Regions from separate parts of the Mus musculus genome. Here regions 2, 3, 4, 5 and 6 are each linked to region 1. Evidence: chromatin loops called from intact Hi-C (ENCODE). Cell type or tissue: heart. All regions are shown on one strand. Region 1 has its middle 4.1 kb from the start of Ranbp3. Region 2 holds the start of Dus3l (dihydrouridine synthase 3-like (S. cerevisiae)). Region 3 overlaps Safb2 (scaffold attachment factor B2). Region 4 holds the start of Safb2 (scaffold attachment factor B2). Region 5 holds the start of Tincr (predicted gene, 20219). Region 6 overlaps Kdm4b (lysine (K)-specific demethylase 4B).

Evidence for each region. Peaks named below come from ENCODE experiments on the same cell type or tissue, not always from the same donor. Only the 100,000 strongest peaks of a DNase experiment are listed, where the experiment ranks them.
Region 2: it touches region 1 in a loop (2.4-fold over the local background); 11 of 42 quality-filtered maps call a loop at or near these places.
Region 3: it touches region 1 in a loop (2.7-fold over the local background); 11 of 42 quality-filtered maps call a loop at or near these places.
Region 4: a loop joins it to region 1, with 3 times the contacts of the local background. A loop is called at or near these places in 8 of 42 quality-filtered maps.
Region 5: it touches region 1 in a loop (3-fold over the local background); 11 of 42 quality-filtered maps call a loop at or near these places.
Region 6: a loop joins it to region 1, with 6 times the contacts of the local background. A loop is called at or near these places in 16 of 42 quality-filtered maps.

What each region holds. Positions count from the first base shown.
Region 1 is chr17:56,667,131-56,671,130 of GRCm38, reverse strand. No RefSeq gene overlaps it. Among named protein-coding and RNA genes, the nearest start is that of Ranbp3, 4.1 kb to the left of the region's middle. In heart, a CTCF peak has its summit at 2,118 (motif pointing right); a DNase peak (open chromatin) is centred at 2,180; H3K4me3 peaks cover 945 bases; H3K27ac peaks cover 661 bases; H3K27me3 peaks cover 745 bases.
Region 2 is chr17:56,762,672-56,766,671 of GRCm38, reverse strand. Dus3l (dihydrouridine synthase 3-like (S. cerevisiae)) reads right to left here and starts at 1,921. Exons shown (of 13, transcript NM_144858.2): 1 at 1,731-1,921; 2 at 880-1,147. The coding sequence starts at 1,816. In heart, no CTCF peak of the experiment used is centred here; DNase peaks (open chromatin) are centred at 1,661, 1,741, 3,361, 3,731 and 2 weaker places; H3K4me3 peaks cover 2,521 bases; H3K27ac peaks cover 2,790 bases.
Region 3 is chr17:56,560,593-56,564,592 of GRCm38, reverse strand. Safb2 (scaffold attachment factor B2) reads left to right here. Exons shown (of 21, transcript NM_001029979.3): 18 at 1-89; 19 at 969-1,081; 20 at 1,162-1,231; 21 at 1,350-1,651. The coding sequence ends at 1,494. Among named protein-coding and RNA genes, the nearest start is that of Tincr, 8.2 kb to the right of the region's middle. In heart, no CTCF peak of the experiment used is centred here; no DNase peak of the experiment used is centred here.
Region 4 is chr17:56,582,738-56,586,737 of GRCm38, reverse strand. It overlaps Safb2 (scaffold attachment factor B2), which reads left to right and starts at 2,153. Exons shown (of 21, transcript NM_001029979.3): 1 at 2,153-2,464; 2 at 3,667-3,754. The coding sequence starts at 2,294. It overlaps Safb (scaffold attachment factor B), which reads right to left and starts at 1,756. Exons shown (of 21, transcript NM_001163300.1): 1 at 1,388-1,756. The coding sequence starts at 1,576. In heart, a CTCF peak has its summit at 2,272; DNase peaks (open chromatin) are centred at 1,277, 1,907, 2,767 and 3,027; H3K4me3 peaks cover 3,932 bases; H3K27ac peaks cover 3,871 bases.
Region 5 is chr17:56,550,842-56,554,841 of GRCm38, reverse strand. Tincr (predicted gene, 20219) reads left to right here and starts at 455. Exons shown (of 4, transcript NR_130128.1): 1 at 455-724; 2 at 1,280-1,393; 3 at 1,846-2,154; 4 at 2,853-3,428. In heart, a CTCF peak has its summit at 1,640 (motif pointing right); a DNase peak (open chromatin) is centred at 1,861; H3K27me3 peaks cover 563 bases.
Region 6 is chr17:56,355,350-56,359,349 of GRCm38, reverse strand. It overlaps Kdm4b (lysine (K)-specific demethylase 4B), which reads right to left. Exons shown (of 23, transcript NM_172132.3): 5 at 3,294-3,487. Among named protein-coding and RNA genes, the nearest start is that of Kdm4b, 31 kb to the right of the region's middle. In heart, a CTCF peak has its summit at 1,619 (motif pointing left); a DNase peak (open chromatin) is centred at 1,779.

The DNA.
Region 1 (4,000 bases):
ACTCCTAAACTTGTTAAACTAGTGGACCTCAAACTTCGTAATAGTGCAACCTTTTAGTACAGCTCCTCATGGTGTGGTGATCCCCAGCCATAAAAGCATTTCCTTGCTACCTCATAACTGTAAGTTTTCCACGATTCTGAATCATAAGGTAAATAGTTGATGTGTGACCCTCAAATGGGGGAACCATGTGAGAACCACTGCCCCAAGCCATAACAGAAAGATCTTTGTAAACTGAACAAGGAAACAGGTTATTATACAGCTCAAGGGTTCTGCACACTGGTTGCTCTTGCAGAGATCCCGAGTTCTCTCCCCAGCACCCACATCAGGCAATGCACAAGATCCTGTAAGCCCAGCTCCCAGGGTTGTGATGGCCTCTCGTGGCCTCCCTAAGAACTGTGTTTACATGCACAAACCCGCGTACAGACACACAGACATCCACATGGAATAAAATAATAAAATTTTTATTTTAAAATTATTTTCTGGGCTGGTGAGATGGCTCAGTGGGTAAGAGCACCCGACTACTCTTCCGAAGGTCCAGAGTTCAAATCCCAGCAACCACATGGTGGCTCATAACCATCCCTAACGAGATCTGACTCCCTCTTCTGGAGTGTCTGAAGACAGCTACAGTGTACTTACATATAATCAATAAAATAAATCTTTAAAAAAAATTATTTTCTAAAATTTAAATTTTAAAAATTAAAAGAAAAAAGAATGTACTTTAAATACTACTAGCTTCCTACTCTGGTCACTGGGGTACAAGTGGTCAGGCGTGGTACCTTCTCCCTCCAGGGAGATCCCCAGCCATACAGTACCCAGGAGTAAATTAGAATTGAAAATTAACAACGGTGCTGCCATCCCTGTGGCTCTGTGTCAGTAAATCTCTGTACAGTCTGAAGCTATGTCACACGTCATGTTCTGCGACGCCTTGTGACCAACTGCATAGAATCCAGCAGTGGCTTTTTGAGGGACATCCGGAGACTCAGGAGCTCTGGACCCAGAAGGCTAGGTTTACACTATGAGTTGATTCTGCTGTGGGGGGCTGGTGGCCTTCTATCCCTCAGCCTTCAGTTCCACTCAGCCAGAATTCCAGGAAATAATCCTTGGTGACTGAGAACTGTGTGTATCGGGGATTGAAATCTGGGCTGTAGCAGAGTCGGCCGTACAGTCACACAGAGTGCACAAGGCCAGGCTTCCATCTGCAGCACCGCATAAAACACACGCTTGTCATCCCAGCACCGGCATGCAAGGTAGGAGGAGTAGGGGTTCAAGGTCAACCTCAACTACACAGTGAGTTTAAGGTCAGAATGAGTTCCATGACTTCAAATATAAAATAAGAAAATAAGAAAGGGCCGACCAGTGGTGGCACACACCTTTAATCCCAGCACATGGGAAGCAGAGGGAGGCAGATTTCTGAGTTCAAGGCCAGCCTGGTCTACAGAGTGAGTTCCAGGGATACACAGAGAAACCCTGTTTTGAAAAACAGAGAGAGAGAGAGAGAGAGAGAGAAGAAGAAGAAGCAGAAGCAGGAGAAGGAGAAGGAGAAGGAGAAGGAGAAGGAGAAGGAGAAGAAGAAGAAGAAGAAGAAGAAGAAGAAGAAGAAGAAGAAGAAGAAGAAGAAGAAGAAAGAGAAGTTCTTTGGCCCACTTCTCATCCAGAAATAGGGGTCCATTTCATCTCGACTAGGACATGTGTTAATCAAAACCAACGTAGCTTGTCTTCAGTGGAAGTATATAGCAGTTCCTACAGGGGACAGGAACACAGCTTCCCTTCCTTTGAGAGTAGGTTTGTCGTATTATTATTATTAATTATTTTGAGCCAGGGACTCATGCAGCCCAGGCTGGCCTCGCATCACTCCCTATGCAGTCGAAGATAACCTTACCCTTTGACCTGCTGTCCCAGTTCCCGAGCTGGGTTGTGAGGTGCATGTATGCCTTTACTGCCATGCGCTGGTTGGTTGTATTTCTGACACAGGATTTCACTCTAGCCCAGGCTAGCACAAATTTGTGGGAGATCCTCCTACCTCTCTTTGTCTTGTACTGGATATGTGGACAGAACCTGTGGCGCCTCGAGACCCCCAAATCCAAACTTGAAAGAGGTTTTGCACAGTGGCCACTGGGGGGCAGCAGAGGACTGCGATGTCAGAGCCAGCGGGTGCTTGTGCGTGAATGCCCGCCCATGAGTGTGCGTGCGCGTCAATGAGGATCCAAAGGTCCATCAGGTGTCTTCCTCACTTTACCCAACGGTACCCCTGCGCCCTGTCCTGCAATCCCGGCGCCGTCGTGTGCCGCCATGCACCCCGGCCCAGCAGCGCTGCTGTTCAGCTGTTGAGGGGAACAAACTGCAGACTTGGGATCACCCTTTCCGCACTGAGCCGGCTTCCCAGTTCTTGAAGTCACAGACCCTGCACCCGGCTTCTTTGTGGATTCTGGGGAGCTGAACTCATGTCCTCAAGCTTGCATGCAGAGGCCCTGCCCAGGACTTGTAGGTCGTCTGGGCGACATCTCCTAGTGCTCTGGTCGCCAGCACCAAGAGCTGTGCGGTGTTTAAAGGGCTCCCTCATTCCGCGGAGAGCTTCCTGGACCCGAGAGTCCCACAGGACAAGGGTGCACTGTTCAAGGGAGGAGGAGGGGGAGAGGGAGGGAAGCAGGAGGAGAAGGAGGCTGCAGCGGCGGTAGCAGCAACAACAAGGGTCAGTTCAGTCTTGGGACTGGGAATCCAAGGAGGAATGAAGGACGCATCCTCCACCCAATCCAGTGTCACCAGCATATATGCATTGAACCAGCCACTCTGTTCCCCACTCTGGCTACAGGGGAACTCAGCCATAGTAAGGAGATGGAGCCTGTGATCTGAGATTCCTGGAAAGGGAGAAAATCCACCCCTGTGGGAAGAATCTCTAAGACTGATGGTTAGAACATCTGACATTAGAGGGTTGGAATGTTGCAGATCCAGAGCCAAATTATCACGGACTGTTTAGCCCCTTAACAGCTGGTGTGGTTAGCCCACTCTCCCTGCCACCCATGCCACCCTGTAGACTCGTGTGTGAATGCCTGGTCCATAGGAAGTGATACTATTAGGAGGATCCGCCTGCCTCTGCCTCCCAAGTGCTGGGATTAAAGGCGTGTGCCGCCAATGCCCGGTGGCTTTGAAGTTTTATCAGCTCAAGTTTGGCCAGTGTATCCCAGTCTCTCCCTGCTGCCTGTGGGTCAGGATGTAGAACTTTCAGCTTTGTCTCTAGCACCACGTCTGCCTGCATTCCACCATGCTTCTCACAATGTACTCAACCTCTGAAACACTAATTACATGCTGCCCTGTGGTCATGATGTCTCTTCACACCACAGAACACTGACTAAGACAACAGCCATTCATTAGTCACTTCCGTGTCATTGCTGTCCTTGTATCAGCTGGGTGAGTCTTTTTGAACTGCATAAAGAGACCACTAGCTTCTCTACCTGTCCCAAGGCTAAGGATGAAGTCAGGCATCATCGTCTGAGACCCACAGCAGAAGTTTTCAGCTTTGGGGTTACTGGCAACCTAGTGTGCATGCCAATCGATGTCCTTGTGAAGTGCTGAACAGTGACTTCCCGTGTCCTCTTTCTATTAGTACTTTTCCACGGCTGTCCCTTGTGGTATTTGGGGAACCGTGTTCTTGGCATCCTAGGCATATTCAGCTTCAGAATAAACTCTCTTATCCCCTATGAGGTGACAACTGTGTTTCTTTACATTGTCAAGCCCCATCCATGCTCCAAGAATCTGGCTGGAGCCTCGAGAATTTCAACACAATTGATGTTGGCTGCAATGGACACCAGCATAGACAGAATAATAATTATTACTGCTTGAGATAGGGGGGGCTCATGTGATCCAGGCTGTCCTCAAACTCACTGCATGGCTGAGGAGGACTCTGAACTGACCCTCTGCCTCCTGCCTCTGCCTCTTCTGCCTCCTCTGCCTCCTCTGCCTCCTCTGCCTCTGCCTTCTGCTAGGATGACATGTTATCATCATG
Region 2 (4,000 bases), 96 kb before region 1:
CTAAAGCTGGAACAGTGTCAAGCTGGAGTGACAGGTCCGAGGTCAAGAACCCCAGCTGCTCTTGCACACCATCTGGATTTGATTTCCCAGCTCACAACCACCTGAAACTCCAGCTCCAGGACATACAAGACCCTCTTTAAAAGGTAAATTAAGGGGGCTAGAGAGATGGCTCAGAGGTTAAGAGCACTGACTGTTCTTCCAGAGGTCCTGAGTTCAATTCCCAGCAACCACATGGTGGCTCACAACCATCTGTAACGGGTGCGATGCTCTCTTCTGGTGTGTCTGAGGACAGCTACAGTGGACTCATATACATAAAATAAATAAATCTTTAAAAAAAAAAAAAGGGAGGCTGGTGAGATGGCTCAGTGGGTAAGAGCACCCGACTGCTCTTTCAAAGGTCAGGAGTTCAAATCCCAGCAACCACATGGTGGCTCACAACCATCTGTAACGAGATCTGACTCCCTCTTCTGGAGTGTCTGAGGACAGCTACAGTGTACTTACATATAATAAATAAATAAATAAATAAATAAATAAATAAATAAATAAATCTTTTTAAAAAAAAAAGGTAAATTGAAATAGCTGAGCACATCTTTAATCCCAGAACTTGGGAGTGCTCTCTGAGTTCAGGACCAGCCTAGTTTACAGAGTGAGTTCCAGGTCAGCCAGGGCTACACAGAGAAACCCTGTCTCAAAAAAACCAAAAATAAATAAATTCAAGTGTGATGTGTAGATAGGCTGAGGGTCAATGACTTTGAAGGCAGCACCAGGGGCCAAGGCAAGGCACTACTAGGTCGAGTCCCTGTAGGTCAAGGGTCATATATATTTGTCACAGCACAGCATCTTCAGACTTTAAGCCAAGCCTGTAGAGCCACCCCTCACCTGGAGGAAGGACGGGCAGAGCCTGTCCTTGTCGTAGTGTGCTGGCTTCACATGGGGCCGGCTTTTGTTTTGGCCACGGGCCCTCTTGGGCACCTGCCTTTCACGGGATTCAATTGCCACCTCTGTCTTCCCATTTTCCTGCCCATCTTCCAGGCGAATTCTTTTGGCCCCTGGCTCAGCTGGGTCTCCTGTGGGCACTTCCTGGCATGCACCCTCCTGCTTGTCTCCATCCAGATATTCGTGGAACCGTTCTTTGGTTGTGCGGTACCTGCCAGAGCGGGAGAGGCTCGATGTGCACAGGGAAAGGGGCTTGGGGGCTAATGCCAAGCTCACGTGCTCCTGCTTGCAGGAAGCTTTCCCTACTTAGAACCAGCCAGTTTTCACCCAGTGCCACGGGGACACCTGTTTTACACTTGAAGGAGCCATTTGTGTCTCTGCTCTGAGAACTGAATTGCCTTAAGGGTTGCGACACACAAATATCAATATCCTTGGTAGGCTACGAAGGAACTACAAACCCCAGCATGCTTGGCAGCGAGACTCAAGCTACCACCCTTCCCAGGTCTTTCGCTGCGAGCCATTTTTTTTTCCCTCGTGGAGACTACAAGCCCCACCATGCACCTCGGGCCCTGCTTCTGGTTCCCCAAAGCTGCCTATGTGCACAGCCGGCCTCATGGCTTGTGACAACCAACACATGTTACACTCGTGTGTCAGCAGAAGGTAGGTAAAGACTTTGGCGCCTCCGGGATGCCGCTCTCCAGGATGCCGCCACACCTCCCAGCATGCACCACTCGCACCCGCCACGGACGCCGGGAAGGCCACATCAGCTTCGCTGACGGGCGCCAGCGACTCACTGAGCTTTAATGGGCGCCACCCCCCGTTCGCACGCGCCAACCCCGGAGTCACCGCCACCACCGCTCTCCGCTGCCGTCTCCGCCATCGATGCCCCTCACACCAGCTCTGGAGTGTGGCAGGAAAGTCTTCCGGGTCGCTCGTGTCCTCTGGAGCCTACAGAAAGAAATGCGCACGCTCAGACTACAGCAATGCTGCTAAGGCGCGCGTGCGCACGACCGTGGGGGCGGGGGGGGGGGGGGCCAAGGCTGCGCAGGAAACGGAAGTGCTCAAGGGTCCCGGAGGGGTTCTTGTCGGTCATCCGTGGGTCACTCTTGATCCGTGGAAGTGAATCTGGGGGTGTGGGTGTGGGTGCAGCTCACACTCACCTACTCTGCTTCTGTCCCTTTTACAAACGAGTCTGTTATTTTATAATAAAAAACCGCAGCCCGAGCGGTGTTGCGCACGCCTTTAATCCCAGCACTGGGGAGATCGAGTCAGGTGAATCATGAGTTCGAGGCCAGCCTGGTCTATAGAGTGAGGTCCAGAACAGCCTGAGCTACTCAGAGAAACCGTGTCTCAGAAGACAAACAAAAAATACCAACAGCTTTGAAGGATCAAATGACTTCACGGGGACACGCTGTCCTTTGACAGTGCCCTTCGTGAGCCACTGTGGCCCATAAACGCGTGGCAATTTGAATTATTTTTATTGTACTGCCTTTTCTTTTCTTTTTTCTTTTTTTTTTTTTTTTTGAGACAGCGTCTCACTATGTAGCCCAGGCAAGCCTCAAACTCAGAAATCCTCCTGCCTCTGCCTCCCAAGTGCTGGGATTAAAGGTGTGTGCCAGCGTTACTTTGAAAGTGACATTTACTCATCTATTGTGTGTGTGTGGGTCTCCTGTGTGTCACCCTTATGTGGAGGTCATATGACAATGGGGGGCGGGGGTCCCTGCATCCCCATGTCGGTCCCGGGATTGAACTCAGCCCCTTGAGCCTGACATCAGGCACTTCTCCGATCCTGCAATTACTATTTTAATAAAAATGTGCTTAAACATGTAAGAACAGCACTTGGGTGGATCGGGAGGTAGTGTTTTGTTTTTGTTTTGGTTTTTTTTTTTTTGGGGGGGGGGGAGGGGGTCGAGACAGGGTTTCTCTGTATAGCCCTGGCAGTCCTGGTGTTTGAGGCCAGCCTGAGCTACATGTCTCAACCAAAGCCAAGTCAAACCAATCAGTATTTAAATTTATTTAATTCATGGAGATGGGGGTCTCACCCTGTAGCCCAGGCTGTCCCGCAACGCACGAACTAGACTCTGCTGGTTGTATAACATAAGGGGAAACAGGCCCAGAGAGGTAAAGCGATTAATTAGCCTTAGACCACAATAGCACCCTGTTTGCGCCATTGCTCTCTACCGTCCCTACTGGGCAAGATGGGAATAACAATGCATTTTAAGGCTGAGGCTCCTTTGTAGCGTCTACAATTGGGTTGTGATAAGGACACGCTCTTGGAAGAAACAGGGCTGCAAAGGGCAACGACAGAAACAAGATCCCTTCCTCAAAGCAACTCCGTCCTCTTCTGTGCAAGGCAACCCAGGCTGGCTTCCCGCAGGAGGCGTGACAGCCTGGCAGTTGATAACTGTGAAACCGTACAGACCGTTAACCATGAGGTGCAGCATTCATGGTGATGTGAATACAATGGTGCTGGATCCTTACGGGGAGCTCAGCAGCTAGTGAGGGTTTACTGTCCGCCAGGCCCGGTTCCAACCCTGAGCACAGACTAGCATCTGGGCCTCCATTTCTCCTCCTACCCCACCCCTAGTCCTTCCGCGTCCAAGGATGACCTACTCCGTACCCTTTTGAGAACCAGCCTTCCGTCCTAGTCTCCTCCAGGTACACCATTCCACCTAACACGGAAAATAGAGCCCCCCCCCTTTCCTCCTCGGCCAGTTTCCACACCCGAGTCCCCTGGCAACGTGCCTCCGGGAGAGTCTGTGGCTCCCTGAACTGAGGGATCCAGATAGCCCCCTGGAACTACAGCTCCAGCCTGATCTCAGCTGACACCAGGAAGTGAGGGAGGCAGGTGGCTGTGGCCCTGCTAGCACTGGAGACCTGGGCACCAAGTGGGGGCAGGGAAGACCGAAGGGCCCCACTGCTGCCTCCTCCCCTATTCCTCTCTGTGTGTCTCTTCTATTCTTCCTCAACGGTTTTATTTTATTTTTATTTTTTTAAGATAAGGTCTCAGGTAGCACAGACTAGTCTCCAACTCACTATTGCCAGAAATGACCTTGAATCCCTG
Region 3 (4,000 bases), 110 kb after region 1:
CACCATGCTTGGGATTCCGGAGACGGCTGGCATGGCTACAGCTCTGACAAGAAGTTGAATGAAGGCCAAGGGCTACCCCCTCCCCCCAGGTAAGTATTCTATATAGGAGGAACCTGAGATGGGTTTCTGGGGTGTTCTCAGAGGGAACAATGAAAGCTCCTGCTATCCTTGGCTGCACCATAGAGACTATGATGGCAGGTGTGAACCTTGTCCCTGTTCTGTGCATGGCAACAGGGTGTGAATCTCCACTGCAGTAGGAGCCCGTCAATGCATTGACAGGCAGTAGGAGCACTCGTGGTTAGGTGGTTTGAGGTGGAACACAGGCTGGGGTTCCACACAGTCCTCCTGCCTTAGCCTCCCAAGCACTTTCCTGCTTCCCTGTTACATACTGTCTGCTGTCAGTTCCTAATTCCAGCCTGGATTATACTGCTTTCATTTTGGAAAGCACATACCACCAGCAGCCTGCCCCTTACCCACCCAGGGCTTTTACCCACAAATCCACCACCATGGCTTTGCAAGCATATATGGTGAAATGCATACATACACTTGATCTCAATGAACACCGTGTCCTTGAGACCCTTCCATGCTGTGGTGTGTTTGGAGGCTGTGCTCCTATCTACTGTTGAATTCCATACTGTGGACATTCCCATTTTCTACCCATCAGGCAGTAAAGCAAAGTGTTAATGTGCTCCCTTTTAGCTGTGGATCATGTTGCCAGCACATGCCCATGTGTTTGTATCAGCATGTTTGCAGTAGTGGGTAGGCCCAAGTGTGGACCACTATGGCTTCTTGTGGCCCTACTGTGTGGCTGCCTTGGTGGGTGATTGTTCTTCCCTGGTGGTGCCTGGTGTCCTCCTTGCCCACCCCTGGTCACAGTCTGTCTTTGAAGATGCCCTAGAGTTGGGCTCACATCTTTGGTGTGATGGGAAGGGCCTGGGGCAGCCATTTGTCACCTTGTATTTGCAAAGGGTCAGCCGAGAGTGGGCGGAGCACAGCTCACAGTTGGAGGAGCAGCAGGTTCCTGTCTGGCACAGTGCTGTGGACACAAACATGACGGGCCATGAACACATACGGTGGCGAGGTACCAAAGGGTTGCAAGGAATGGGTGAACACCAGGCCTACCGTGCAGGCAGAGTCCACAGAGCTCTCTCTCTCCTGCAGGTGCTGAGCGGGGCCTTGCAGGAGGACCTGGGCATGGGCATGTGGCAGCAGGCCGGGGTGGCATGGCTGGGTAAGAAGGTTTCAACGTCTGCCACTGCCTTCCTCCTTTCTTCCCTCTACATGTGTGCACCCTGGTTGGGCTGGCATTGGCAGGCATGGCCCTTGCAAACTATCTGCCTTTGTTCTAGGCAAGGCAGCTTTGCACACGGTGGACATTCCCAGGGCTATATTGTGCCCAGTGGTAGACTGGAAGGTGGTGGCATGGCCAGCCAGGACCAGGGTGGCCGAGTTCCTAACCCCCACCCTCACCCCCACTTCACCCGCCGCTACTGAACTGCTCTGGACCAAACCCTGCTGCTGCAAGTAGGCAGAGACTGCAACTCCAGCCACCTCCCACTTGTGGAACCCTCACAGGTTCTGCCAAGTGTCGATGTGAACTCACTCTCCTAGTGTTTTTAATAAACACAGTCCTGTTCTGCTGTTTGTAAGACAAGGTTTCTGCTGCCAGGCATTCTGCGTCCCTCTGACCCATTCCACCCTGCCCTATTCTTGTGGCTGCAGCTCTGTCCTGCCCTTGGCCCATGCTCAGGGTCCAGGTCTTCTGCCCCACATCTCAGACATGGCGGCGCTGGAATCAAAGCTCAGAGGCTGTGGTGTTAGAGGCAGCTGCAGAGCCGCCAGCTGCCCTTTCTCCAGGACCAGTACAGAAGCCTGAGCCGCCTTTCCCTAGCAGCCTCCTTGAAAGGCCACAGCCTGGTGGTGCAGGCACTATGTGCCTTCTCAAGCAGTGTCGTCGACCTGCCTATGCCAGCGGAATAACCCACCTCTGGATTTGTTCCTCCCAGTCTGAGCACAGGCTCAGGAGTGAGAGCATCCAAACCCTTGTGGCTGTGGCACTGGTGGCCATGGCACTGGTGACGTCTTACATAGTGAGAGGTCCTTGCATGGTGACTGACAGTCTAATTGGTTTTTTTTTAGTACTTGACCCTACCACTAGCTGCCTATGAAGTCAGAGTCCTTTAAGCCACAAGTTTGGTGCCCAAACCTGCCTTCGGCCATCTCTGAGGCCAGGATACCATTTGTCCTCTTGGTGTCTTTTCCACCAGTGCTGAGTGGCAGCAAACCTGCCTCTGCATATCTCAGTCTGCCAGAGCCCACCTTGCCACCAGCACTTCAGTCAAGTGAGTCTCCTTTCACTAGGGCCCTGGTCATGTGGGCACTCTGCATCCTATACCAGGTAGGCCTGGCCTGACAAGATCTGTCTCCAAGGCTATATTTGCAGAATGGCAAAGCCAGCCTAGGCTAGCAGGTAGGACTGAGGGCTACTGAGCATGTCAGCAGTTCCAGTGCTAGAGGGTGTTAGCAGTTCATGTGTCATCCCACCGCCAAGGCTGAGGCAAAACCAGTTCAGACAGGACATTGTACTTCAAGGACATAGTGCTCAGTGGAATGAGCCAGACACTACTGGGCCCACTACCAGAACATCCCCGAAGTCCTCAGCCACAGAAAGGAAGTGGCATTGTGGGTGCTGGAAGTTGGGAAAGGATACAATTAGTGTGAAAAGTAGACGTAGCTTTGTTGTGCTGAGATGGAATCTTTAGGAGTTGGGTGGTGGGCATGGCCACCCAGCCTTGAGAATGAGCTTTCTACCCTCAAGCAGTGTCCTGAAAAGGCTAAGATGGTAAGTTTGGGGTGGTGTTTTAAGGGGATTACCCTCTTTGGGCTGACTGTCCTCAAATTCATAATTCTGTCCTCCCAGTGTGTGCCACTGTACCTATCCTGCTTGCTGGAGGGCTTCTAACAGTGCAGAAAAGGTTTATAGTGCTTAGTATACAGCAGAAAATGGTGACTGCTGTGACTGCTTCCTGTATCCAGGTTCCAAATCCTGTCTACCTGCCCATCCCTATGGTCTGCATCTTTTCAGATGCAAGAATTAGGGTCCAGAGTGGGCATTTTGCCTGTGTGACCTTGTACAATCCACTTTAAGAAACCTGATCACCAGGTATGATGGGGTAGGCCTGAGATCAAGGCCATCCTGAACAACCTACCAAGTTCCAGGACAAGAAAAAGAAATCTGATGGCACTGGTCAGATCAATCACGCCAGCAGTCCCTGGGTCTGATGACACATGGAAATGCTATCCTGGTAACCTTAGACAAGTGTGGCTACGTTCTTCAGGGACATCAGAATTACCTAACACTGGTTCTCTGGGTTCTCGCTTCCCAGGTGATCCCTGCATCTCTTCAGACATGCTAGGACCCCTCATGGGACAAGCATTAAGGAACCTGCACCTACTGTGCACACTGTCTGTGGTTCTTTATGGAACTTCTGTGACCTGTATCCACTTGCTCCTGGTCCCAGTTCTCTCAGGCCTATCCCTTTTTAGATACCTGCCTGTCCCCTACCCCTGACCGTCCTTAGGTTACTTTTTTCTTTTCTTATTAAAACAAAGTTGTTCTTTTCTTGTTAGTTTTTATTTTCCAAGGCAGAATTTCTCTGTATATCCTTGACTGTCCTGGAACTCATTCTGTAGTTCAGGTTGCCTGGAACTCAAGAAATCCACCTACCTCTTCCTCCTGAGTGCTGGGATTACCACCCAGCTGAAACAGTTTTTCATACATGTTTTCCCACCCCTCAGATCCTCCCCTACCCTTCAAACTAACTTAATGTTCCTTTCCCAGTTTTTCATACATGTTTTCCCACCCCTCAGATCCTCCCCTACCCTTCAAACTAACTTAATGTTCCTTTCCTTTCCTCTCCCCCCCCCCCCCGCCCCCGGTTTTCTCTGTGTAGCCCTGGCTGTCCTGGAACTCACTCTGTAGACCAGGCTGGCCTTTAAC
Region 4 (4,000 bases), 84 kb after region 1:
TGGTGACTGACTTTGGATGGATCTAGGAGGGTTAAATCTCCAGTTCCTTGTGCAAGGGATGACTGGGCAGATGACAATGTCTGAAAGCTAGAGGGGACAGCTTTTCAAGGTGTAACACAAACAAAGTCTGCTTTCTAAGGTGGAGTAAACAACTACAAAAGCCAAAAGGGGGCCCTGTGGAGACTGAGCTTGTTTACCTGGACTAGACTGCAAGCCAAGCAATGCCTACCCTACCCTGAAGGCAAGCTACTACTGCCTTGATCTGAGGACACTCAGAAGAGGTTAAAGGTCTTCCTGACAGAGAATCTAGGCCACAAAGGAAGGCAATAGAAATGAGCCTCTTTCTCAGGGGGCTCAGTTTGAGGCTGGAACTAAATCCTCCGACTCCCACCTGACCACACAGAATGGAGTGTTATAGCAGTTGTGTGGCAGATGGTTCCAAGGGCCTCTGCAATATTGGGCAAGCATGTTACCTCTGATCTATGTGTCCAACCCCTTTTTTTTTAAAAAAAAAAAGAGACAAAACAAAAACCTACTATGTTTTACAGAAAGGCTTTCACGCATCCCAAGATGGCCTCAAACTTAGGATCCTTCTGCCTCCACCACTCCCGGCCTTAGGAAGTATTTGGGATAAAACTTAGGGTTTTGTGCATGCAAGGTAAGCACAATACCAAATGAGTAGCACACTACCAAATGAGTAGCTCTTGGACCTACTTTATACTTTGAAAAAGGCTTAGCTAGCCCTGAACTCTAATATTCAGGTTGGTTTGGAACTCCTCTACAGCCCAGGTTGGCCTTGAACTCACATCTGACTTACCTTTATCAACAGAAAAAAACGTTCTTTCCTTCCATCTCGTATCTTCCCCTAGCTTAGTTCTAGCAAAGAATTAGAAACAATTTATTTTTCCGCTTTGTTTTTGTTTTTTGTCTCCCTGGGCTACCTACATCCTCCGGCTGTCTGCGAACTCTGAGAGTTTCTCATGTTTCATCTCCACCACCCCTGCCCCCAACGTCACTGTGTCTTCCCAGATTAAAAGAAAAGAAAAGAAACAAAAACCACCTGTTCTGCCTCGGGGGCCGAAAAGGGACTTGGGATCGAATCCCGCCACAAGCTGACCCCACTGGATGACCTTGGCCGAGTCCCCTTCATCCCCCTTTGGGGTTGGGACTAAGCAGTACAGGGAACGCGGTGTCATCGATCCCCCGAACCCGTTCGTGGTGTTATTTCCCTCTGGTCGCATCGCTGGGGGCGTCGAGATTCGAATCCTTGCACCCGGCGCCCGCGGAGCCCCAGTATTAGCGCCCAGCGCGAAGGCCAACGGGCCACTCCGGGCCCGGCGGTGGGTGTCGCCATGGCGACCATGGGGTTCCCCCCCGCGAACCTCACCTTCTTCAGCCGCTCCATCAGCACGCTCTTGTTGCCGCTCGAGTCGAGGTTCCGCTTCTTCAGCTCCGCCCGCAGGTCGATCACCCGCAGGTCGCTGAGCCGCCGCGTCCCGGTCTCTGACGCCGCGGAGCTCACGGCCGCCGCGCCCGCCGCACTCGCGTCTCCTAAACCCGACAGAGTCTCCGCCATTCCAGGGACCCTGGTTCCGTCGCCCACTTCACACAGAACCGGGTCAGTGGGTTTGCGTGAGTGTGTTTTTTTTTTGATTTGTTATTATTATTATTTTTTTGAATCTCGGCCCTCTTACCACAAAATGGCGCCGCCTGAGAGGGAACCGCTTCAGCCTCCCCGGAGGCGCACCTCGACACTGCGCAGGCGCCGCCGGCGCGAGCCCTACGCTCTCAGACGCCTTTACCCAAGCGCAGTGTGCGCGGCGGCAGAGACGACGTAGGCGCGCCTCGCCGGCTCGCGCTTGGCCGCGGACCAAGACGCATGCGTGCTACAGGTCGTGCGCCTGCGCATCACTGTCGGAGCGCTGGCCGTAGAGCGGTGGCGTGCGCAGCCGGGCAACGCTGCGAGAGGCAAACGGGGGTCAGTGAGCGTAGCGAGGCGGTGCGCGTGCGCATTAAAAAGAGGGTGGCGACGGGGCCGGGGGGGGGGGGGGGAGGGGGGGCTTACGACCGGTTGCGCATGTGCACTTGTACCCGCGAGGCTCGAGACTGCTTTGGCGTGCGACCTAGGAGGTGCGTCAGAGCTGTGCGCCTGCGCAGCCGCAAAGGGAGGCGGGAGGAAGCGAGTGCGTTTTCCTCTTCGGCAGCGCCATTTTGTACTACCTCCGAGCCGCCACAGCTGGTGCCAGCGAGTGGAGGGGGTTCCGGAGCGAGTTGGGAAGTCGCGGAAGCGAGGATGGCGGAACCCGGGACCGGGTCGGGCGACCCCGCCTTTGGTCCGGGCGCCTCGGAGAGTGGGACGCGGCGGCTCAGCGACCTGCGGGTGATCGACCTGAGGGCGGAGCTGAAAAAGCGGAACCTGGATACGGGAGGCAACAAGAGCGTGCTGATGGAGCGGCTGAGGAAGGTGAGGGAACCCGAGTGGCGCCGTGGACCCGGGCACGTAACTGCCCGCGCAGACTCGGGCCGGCCTTCCCACCCCGAGCCCCCCCCCCCGACTTCGGTCTGTGCTGTCAGTTACCGAAGCAGCCGAGGCTGTGTGACCTTTACTAGTCGCTGCCCCTCTCTGTGTCTCGCCTCCCACTTGCCCCGGGATTTGCAGGAAGCCGGGCCTTGTTGAGTAATCGGGTGGCTCTGGGCACGTCTCCATGATGACCTTGCACCTGCAGCTGTCTTTTCCGCCACCCTAGTTTTACTCTTCTGGGGAATCTATCAGTCAACCCCACTGTTGGCGGTGCCCAGTGTCTCTGCACAGACCATGTTCGCTCCCAGGTCCGGTCCCCTCGCGCTTCCCTGGTCTTGGAGCCTAGTTGTCATCTCGAGTCAGCGTAAGATGTCACTTTCCTCCCCCTAGACAAGAAGTCTTGTCTACTGCCCTTCAGCGCTTGACACAAGCTTGCCTCTGTGGAACAGGGTCCTTGAGGGTTAGGGACTCCTGATTGGCTGCAAGTAGAAGGCGCCAGAATACTTTGAGGGAAAATTGGCCAGCGCTTTCTTCTTCGGTCTATGTTGTTTTTCCTTATCAAAAATCAGCGCCTCCCCTCCCACGCAAAACTTTTTTTGGAGAGCTACTGTGGCCCAGTGTGGCCTTGGACTTGCTGTGAAACCCAGACTAGACTTCAGCTCTTGGTCTCCTGCCCCCCCTTTTCACTTCCAAAATGCTGGAATTAAAGGTTTGCTTTGTTATGGGAGGCCTTTTGAGCGCCCCATTCAGCTCTTTGCCCTGCCTGAATCAAGGACAGGTTTCCTACCATCATCCCTGTGTTTGATGAAAGAGCACACAAGATGAGCGGTCACCAACCCTGATTTGGGGTTAATACTTGGATTTTATTCTATTTTTTTGTCTTGGGTTGGGGATTACATCTAGGGCTACAAGCTGCCAGGTCATGTATGACCACAACCTGCTGACAGTGACTCTGCAACCCAAGCTTTCAGCTTCCCTTTCTCTAGGTTTTGGGTCTTGAGCAGGGAAGGGGAGCTGGCTGCTAAATGTGGTCTTAAGCTAGATTGTGAACACTTGCAACTGCAAAGTTGCTTCTTAAAGAACACTTTGTGTCAACCCCTCCTAAAAGATAACTTTATTTAAAACTTCATACTCTTTCCCATCAGGCATTTAAGGAGGAAGGACAAGAACCTGAGGAGGTTGGAATCAGCTGGGGAGCTGTGAGCAAGAGGGCTGTAAAGAGAAACACCAAAGGTACTTAACTGCCTGTGCTTGACGCTGGGCCTGGGGAATGGGTGTCTGCTCTGCTCTGTGTATGTGTAATATGCATACTTAGATGTGCATGTGTGTGGGACAGCCATAGTGTCACATTGTGTCCACCTTAGGTTTTGTTTTTGTCTTAAGGTTTATTTTGTGTGTGTGTGTGTGTGTGTGTGTGTTTGTGTGCGCGCTTGCCTGCATGTGAATGCACATGTGTTTGGTGCCCACAGAGGTCAGAAG
Region 5 (4,000 bases), 120 kb after region 1:
ACCCTGTTCCTAACTTGATGGCCATAGAGGGCAAAGGCCCAAGATTGAGGTTTCTTTGGAGCCCACAGACACAAAACAAGTACAGATACAGATTAGGGAGGAAGTTCTAGAGTGTTCCCTGGAATAATAAATAAATGGGTGGGTGGGTTACACTGCCTTCCTTGCCACCCTTCTCTCCTCCTCACTTCTGCTTCAAAAGCAGGACCCAACTCCACTCCTCCAATACACCAGGCTCTCCATCCTGCCACAGTGCTTTCGTATAGCTGCGTTCTTTGCCCCAGGGCCTTTGATGTATGCTGTGCACAGGAGAAATGTTTGTCATGGAGGCCTGGGCTGGGCCAGCCAATGTCACCACCCCTGTGGGCTGCTGCTGTAGCAGGGCGTGCCTAGGAGGGGTGGAGGCAGGTGGCTCAGCCGGTCTAGCAGGTGCTGACCTGCGAGAGAGTCTCAGGCTGGCAATGGCCATGGAGGAGCTGCGGCGAGGGCTGTCCCGCTGGAAGCGCTACCACATCAAGGTACACCTAGCCGACGAGGCATTGCTACTGCCACTGACCGTGCGGCCCCGAGACACACTGAGTGACCTGCGCGCACAGCTAGTGGGCCAGGGTGTAAGCTCTTGGCGCAGAACCTTCTACTACAACTCTAGGCCTCTGCCTGACCATCAGACAGTTCGCGAAGCTCGCCTGCAGGACGGCTCAGTATTACTTCTGCTCAGCGACACCAGGTGACCAGGGATCTAGGCTGGGACTTGGGCTAGAACCTGGTAGGATCTTGAGCTCTGGCTTATGGAGGTTGGCCCAGTGGGATGGTGATGGCTTGGGGACATGGTGAGAAAGACCTCTGTGACCGTGCCTGCTTCCTCTCGGCTCCATTAGCTATGTCGATATGTGGTGTGAGCTCCAGCGGTGGCTCTGAGGACTCCCTGCCCTCATTTCTGTGTATCTGGCTCTGGCTCAGCACGTCTCTCTGTATCTGTGTCCTGGTCTCTGTCTCTCTCTGCACACCGCCCCTATCTGTTTCTTCATGTCTCCGAGTGTCTCCATCTCTCTCTCAGTTTCTGTCCACTCATCTAAGAGGTCGGTGGGATGAGCAGCCCTGGGCCACTACTGCACTCCCCATCCCAAGCCCGTCACACCTTGTGTCTACACTGGCCTCAGTGTCTCTAGTGGGGCCCGGCTGTATAGTGCATCACCACCAGTATGAAGACACTTCAGAGCGATCCTGGACTAGCTGGAAAGACTTTAGTCGTCACCGCTTGTCTTTATGTTCACCCCCTCAGGTAGGAAATGGAGGAGATGGAGCGATGATTTTAGGGACACAAGATGCTGGCTGAAGGAGCAAACTGGCCCAGGCACCACATCTCTCTCTTCCTGGGAGTCCAGTCGTACTTCAGGTAAGCCATTCATGGGAGGCCTGAGAGATGGTGGGGAAACTGAGGGCCTCATGAGGTGGGCACATTAGCCTTATCCTTCCATCTCCTCTGTTGGCTCAGCACTGGTGTCCCCATCTGTGTGACTTTGAGAAGTTCTCTACTCTCCTCTGGACTCTTTACTTTGATGCAGACATAAACTGACTGTGCTTTGTGGGCTTGGGTCCACAAGAGCTCTGCCTGCAATTCCTGTAACAGACACCAGGACAAACGGAGCAGCTTTGCCTGCAATTCCTGTGGTGTCCACCAGGGGGATCCTAGCACTGTGCCTGCTACAGAAGGGCCTCAGGATTGTGGGCAACCACTGCACTCCCTTCCAAGCCCAGATCCAGGCTATTTGGAGAAGGGAAAAAGGGCCATTAGCTTGGAAACTGCTGGTTGACATCCCTGGGCCCACATGTCCCTTGCTGATCCAGGTGCTGGGCTTCCAGAGAGATGCCAACTCCCCAGCCCTGCTGATGCCCACTGCCTCTGGTGTTCCTGATGGTGACTTCTGACATTGTCGTCCAGCCCTCCATCCCCCCAACCCCGGCAAGGAACCTTCTGGTTGCTCTGTGGCCTTAGGACCCTCCCTTGGGAGCCTCTGCTGCCTGGATCGACCTCTGTCCATCCCCAGAGCACAGCCTCCTCGGGGAAGCTCAACAGGCACACTTCCTTCTTTGGAGGACCCACGGGGCTCCAGCTACGAACAGAACAGGAGGACACTCTGATCCAGGGGGGTCTTGGTGAGCCCATAGGTGTGCAAAGTGGTCTGAGTATTTCAGCACGTGCTGTGGGGGCTCTACTCCACAGCTCCAGTGTTGGGTGCTATGTGACCCTGCCCCCCATTGTCCCTGTTTCCCCCCACCCCTTCATGTGCTGGGGGACTACACTGTGAGCCCAGAAGGAAATAATGTTTTAATTAAGAGTTGTACAGGCTGCAGGAGGCAGAGCAGGGCAGCTGGGAACTGAACCATGGTCTTTGGAATCAGGGTTGCTAGACATTCGCAACTATGCAGGCCTTGGGGGTGTGGGTCCCTCTCTGCCTCCCCAGTCTCCTTCTAGATCCACCAGGCTGTTGTTCAGCTGTGGGGGAAGCTGCTGGCCCTCTGGGAGAGCTGCTGGGGAGTGGAGGGGAGGCTGGTATTGAGGGGCGAGAGAAAGCATTTTGACATTTAACAAACCTTATGCAAATTGCATGCAAATTACATGCAAATCACTATTCATTTCTTCAGGCGGACAGCCTTAGCGTGTTCAGAAATAATAATGTAGGGCCTGTTCCTTGGTCCCAGTCCTGGCGGTCTTCCCTCCCTGCCCTCCTCCCTCTCTCCCTCCCTCCCTCCCTCTCTCTTTCCCTCCTACCCTTCCCATCTTTGATCCAAGGCCGCCTAGCCCTGAAGTGGATGTAAACAGCCCAATTGGCTGCCTTCATTCTGTTTTCTAGATCAGAGAACCAAGGCCTGAGGTCCCAAAGCCACAATGTGGAGAGCATGTGACCTCTCTCCAACAGTCATCAGAAGCCAACATGAACAGAACCTGTGACCCACAAAGAAAAGGTGACATGAGGAGGCTCCAGGCCTGTGATAGCTTGCAACAGCACAGGGGAATTGTGGTGCTGAAGGCCAGGCTGCTGAGTGTGAGCCCCCCACAAGCTCACCCTGTTCCTTATGTCCTGAGATCTCCCTGAATTCCTGCCACAGGACCATCAGTTTTTTTTTTTTCCCACTCCACCTTCTTTTTGTTTTTTATAGACTCCTATTTATTCTACCTTCAGTGCCCCATTTATACACAGCCATTCCTGATACTCCAGTGATAGCCTCCAGTGTCCTCCGGGTCCCTGCTATGCCAGCACTATGCTCCTGTCCTAGGCCTGAGTCATGAGCCCAGGTTAGGTAGGAGGCTCATTCCATCTCTGTGAACTCACTTCAGGAGACCCAAGGTCATGTTCCTACTCCGGGCTCTAGGTGCAGAGGTGCCATTTTGAATGTGTTATCAAATAAAGACTGACAACAAAGCAGGATCCTGCTGTGACCTGGCTTCCTTCTCTGTACTGTCCTCCCCCACGGTCCCCACTCCGGGGAACCAGCCAGCTGCCCATTCTCCCTCCAGGGCCTGGCAGGTTTCAGGCCCCACCCAGCCAGCAAGTTTCAGGTGAGACTTGGCAGCTTCTCCAGTCTCACTGAGGCCTATGGCATCCAGGGAGGGGCCCGCCCACGCTGGGTCCCAACAGTCAGAAGCAGCAAGGATGGGGGTGAGGATCGCGCAGGTGCTCCTTCTGCAGTTTGGCCCACTTGGCCAAGCACTAGCAGGGCTCTGTGCCATTTGCTTGAGACCCAACCCAACTGGGCTTTTTGAAGGACCCAGCCAGAGGCCACAGAGGGGACGACCTCCCTGTGATTTTCCTGAAGATCTTCTGTGTCTGGCGTCATCTGTGCAGAGTGTGGTCATCGGTGGAGGCCTGCCGGGAATCCCCCGGTGAGGGAGTGGGGCATGGTCAGGGGTGGAGTCCCTTCTTGGAGGTCACACCCATACCTCCTTGAGGGACTGTAGGGGGAGTCTAACACTGATTGACACCCACCCACCCTAAACCTC
Region 6 (4,000 bases), 310 kb after region 1:
AGAGATCCAAGCCAGGGCAGCTCTCCAGCAGATCCAGCCGTCCTTTGGGGTCTTAGAGGGCAATTGATGTAGGCTACCTTCCCTAGGCTAGGCTAAAGGGTCTGACTAACCATAGTGGTCATAGCAGATTACACAGGGTGGAGGGGGAAGCACGACTGGGAGACCTTCAAATACAGGCCTCCTCATTTCCCATACAAGGCACTGTCCTTGGAAGCCTTATAACAGCTGTACAGTGTGCCCACTCCTCCAGAGACCCCAGTGCAAGAACAGCTTTCTATAGAGAGCATGAGAGCCCACCGCTCCTTCAAGTGCCACCTGCAGGGGCAGCTTCTGGAAGACTAGACAGAACCTGCCCAGGGCAGCACACACCCCCACCTTCAGATTCCTTGACCCTCAAATCACACCAGTCAAAGCTGCAACAGATGCAGAGAACCTTCAGAAAATACTGCAACCTGCAGATATCCTCATGTATCCAAAACCCAGTATGGTGCTGAACCAGAACACAAAACATAGACTGGACTAGAGGATCTGATGGAGGAGGGGTTGCAACAGTTCCCTCTGAGAGTAAAGCATTCCATTTTGCAGAGATGCATTTTAAACAGGAAGGTAAGCAACTAAAAACAGCTTCAGGAAGTCCCTGAAACCAACCAGCTTCACTTGGCCCCTCCCTGTCAGAGTGAGCACTAATAAAGCTGAGCTCAGGAAACCAGTCTGCCTGGAAGATGCTCAGACCAACTGAGGCACTGGAAAGGACAGTCTGCATCCTGACATCCTCCCTGCAGGCTGTGCGGTGAGCATCAGGTTCTCAGCTTTCTGAGCTGTCACTCAGGCCTTGGTGATGCAGCTGTCTGTGAGTCATTTCTGCTCCAGTAGGTGACCCCTCATGCATATGCCTGTCAGTGACCCCAATAAAACTCATGGCACCACGCTGGACTTTGGTGGTGCCCATACTAGGAACTGTCATAGGCTCTGTTAGCATTCCTTCTAGGCTTTGCCCAACAGTCACCTGGCAACAGCCAAGTAGCCTGGCTTCCTATAAAAGGGGTTGTGTGGTCTCTTCTTGATCTCTCTGACTATCTTTTCTCCCTGACCCCTTTCTTTCTCTCTCCCCGTGTTCCTGGCCAACCTCTTCTCTTCTTCTCTCCCTCTCCTCTCTCTCCTCTTTCTCCTCTTCCTCCTCTTCTTCTTCTTTCTCCTCTTCTTCTTTCTCCTCTTCTTCTTCTTTCTCCTCTTCCTCCTCTTCCTCTTCTTCTTCTTCCTCCTCTTCTTCTCTCTCTCTTTCTCCCTCCCTTCCTTCCTCCCCTCTCTCTTCTCTGTCTTTCTCTGACTCTACTCCCTTCTCAAATTCCCTTCCTATGCCCTAAATAACCCCTATTCCTCACTCTACCTATATGGCTGGTACTTTAGAAAGAAGAGATGTTTCAGTATGGGCCCAGAGGCACCCCTCCCACCTCTACTGTGCTCTACAAAACACATCCTGGCTCTCCTTTTTGTATAAAATACAACAGGCTTCCTACCTGGAGAAAGGCACAGTCAAGGAGCCTGCTAACTGCAGCCAGGAAGCCAGTGGGAACAGTTGCCTCACTCAGAAAGGTGGGAGTGCCATCTAGTGGTCACCAGGAGTGGGACATCCTGCTTATATTCTCACACACAAATACACTCAACCACACCTGCTTAGGCAGGCAACAGCTGCACACATATAGTGACTTGCAGCAGGAGTAGCCATTGATTTGGTTTAGATCTGTGGGTGTCACTGGCCCTGCGTAAATCACGAGGAACAGGTCCTTGCCACTGCCACATCACTTCTCATGGGATCCCTGAGCCCCAAGTGTCAGCTACCATAGCTGCCCTCCACAGAGGTGGGAGCAGAGCACCATGGGAGGAGTCACATGGCTGGACAGGTCTACACAGAGGACGATGTCACCAGAGGCTAGGGGGCCACACTGGGGGTTGAGGACACAGACAGGGATATTGGGAGTTAGAATTCGGTGTAAGTGTGTAGCTCAACCACCCCAGAGGGGCCCACAATGAGCATGGTCCAAGCAGGGTTAACTGTAGAAGAGAAAGAAGAGAAGCACAGGAGACAGGCCTGCAGGATCACCTGTGAGCTTATCTCGACTGTGCTACCTGAGGACAGAAGACTGCACCATCCCTTGGGTTGGGATCCTGGACCACAAATGAGGAGAGGGAGCTGCAACAGCATCCATCGAATCCCCTTCCTGTCATGTGACCGATTCAGCTCCTCCCCTTTATGACAGTAGAGTCAGGCAAACCCTTTCTCCTCTTGTCAGGATTTTGTTACAACAGGAAAAGCAGCTAAGAGCCAGGGCCGACAGAGTGCTGCCCACACATCCCTGACCTCCCAGAACCAACAGAGTTCACCTCCCCATGCACAGGGAACTGAGCGTATGGGGGCTGTCCTGGATGACCAGCGTCACCACAAAACCCTCAGACAGAGGCAACACAGTCAGAGGCAGCCTGGGAGACGACTCGTGGCCAGGACTGAAGGAGGAGAAAGGGTGCCCAGGGCCAAGGAATGCAGGACCTCTGACCCTGGGACAGCGCAGTGCATAGCTCCCTACGGCTCTGGGAACCAGAAAGCAGACACAACACTAACGGAATTTCTCACCTCTGTAACTGCAAGGAAACAGTTCTGGGACCGACAAGACATGAGAATGTCAAAAAGGGAAACGGGTTTGGGGGTACATTTTCCCATCCAGCTAGGCCATCAAAGGCATTCATATCAACAGAGCTGTGTCTTCCAGGGAAGGAGAGCTGCCTAGGGCTGAGCATGGACTCCACTGTACAACAAGAACTCCCAGCAGGTGGCCCTGTCACACCTGGAGCCTCAAGGAGGTGCTGGACAATGGGGGCAGAAGGACCACACTGTGTGATTACAGGGTACAACTAAGGGGCAGCAGATCTCCCTAGTTTCCAATGTTTGAAAGAAGACCTGAGCTGTCACCTTGTGCTCCAGGGAGACCAAGAGCCACACAAGGGCCCCAGACACAAAGCACTTGAAGGGAACGATTCTGCTGGCACCTCACTCAGCCTCCAGGTCTCACAGAAACCAGTCCCTGTACTGTGGCTGGCAGGTGACACACATCCATTGGCCTGGCTGAGGCTCAGGCAAGACCAGAGCCCCCATCCACTGCCCAGGATGACAGGGGTACATCCTGTGAACATCAGTCCTGGGTCAGTGTACCTCCCCAAGTCAAAGAGGGAACTGGAAATTCCCCAGTGGCCCCTCAGCAACCATCAGGTCTTCCCATGGCTCACATCCTGGCACTCACCAGGACTTAGGCTCGCCGAAGTGCAGGTAGTTGATGCTGTAGAGGTCCATGTCCTCTGTGTGCCAGGCAAACGTGGTCTTCCACATGCCAAAGTACAAGTAGGGTGTATTCACGCCCTCAATGATGGTCCCGCATTCGCGCTCCACCATGTCTAGGATGGTCCTCAGATTGCCGATGTTCCACTGCGCCACGTCCTATGGACAATGAGTGTGCAGTCATCAGAGTCCTTCCAGGACATGTGTACCTGCCTGTACCCTGGCTGCATAGTCACCCAAGGTACAAAAGGATGACTGGGGTATGTCAGCATCACGGGCCCTTCAGACAGGTCAAGGGGCCTAAGGTCACATTAGGGCTGCTTAGGCTCCACACTCTTCGCCACCCCACCCTTCTTGGAACAGCGGTTACACATAACTGTCCACAAGCCAGCACATGTCAAGGGACAACTACAACTTGGCAGTGACGTCCATACCTCTAAGTAACACTGAAGGACAGTCTCCATGTGGAGTAATCCCTTCACAAGCATGTGAACCCAAGCTCAAATGACAGCCCTTCCAGAACCTTGCATCAGACAAGCCTGGACAGCTTCAGATGGATGCAGGCAAATACGGATGGAGCCCCCACCTTGCCCTAAGCTCCTGTCAAGTGCTGCGAGCTGGAGCTAAGGCACAGTGGGAGCCTCAGGTGCCTGCACCTAAGACTGCCCCTAA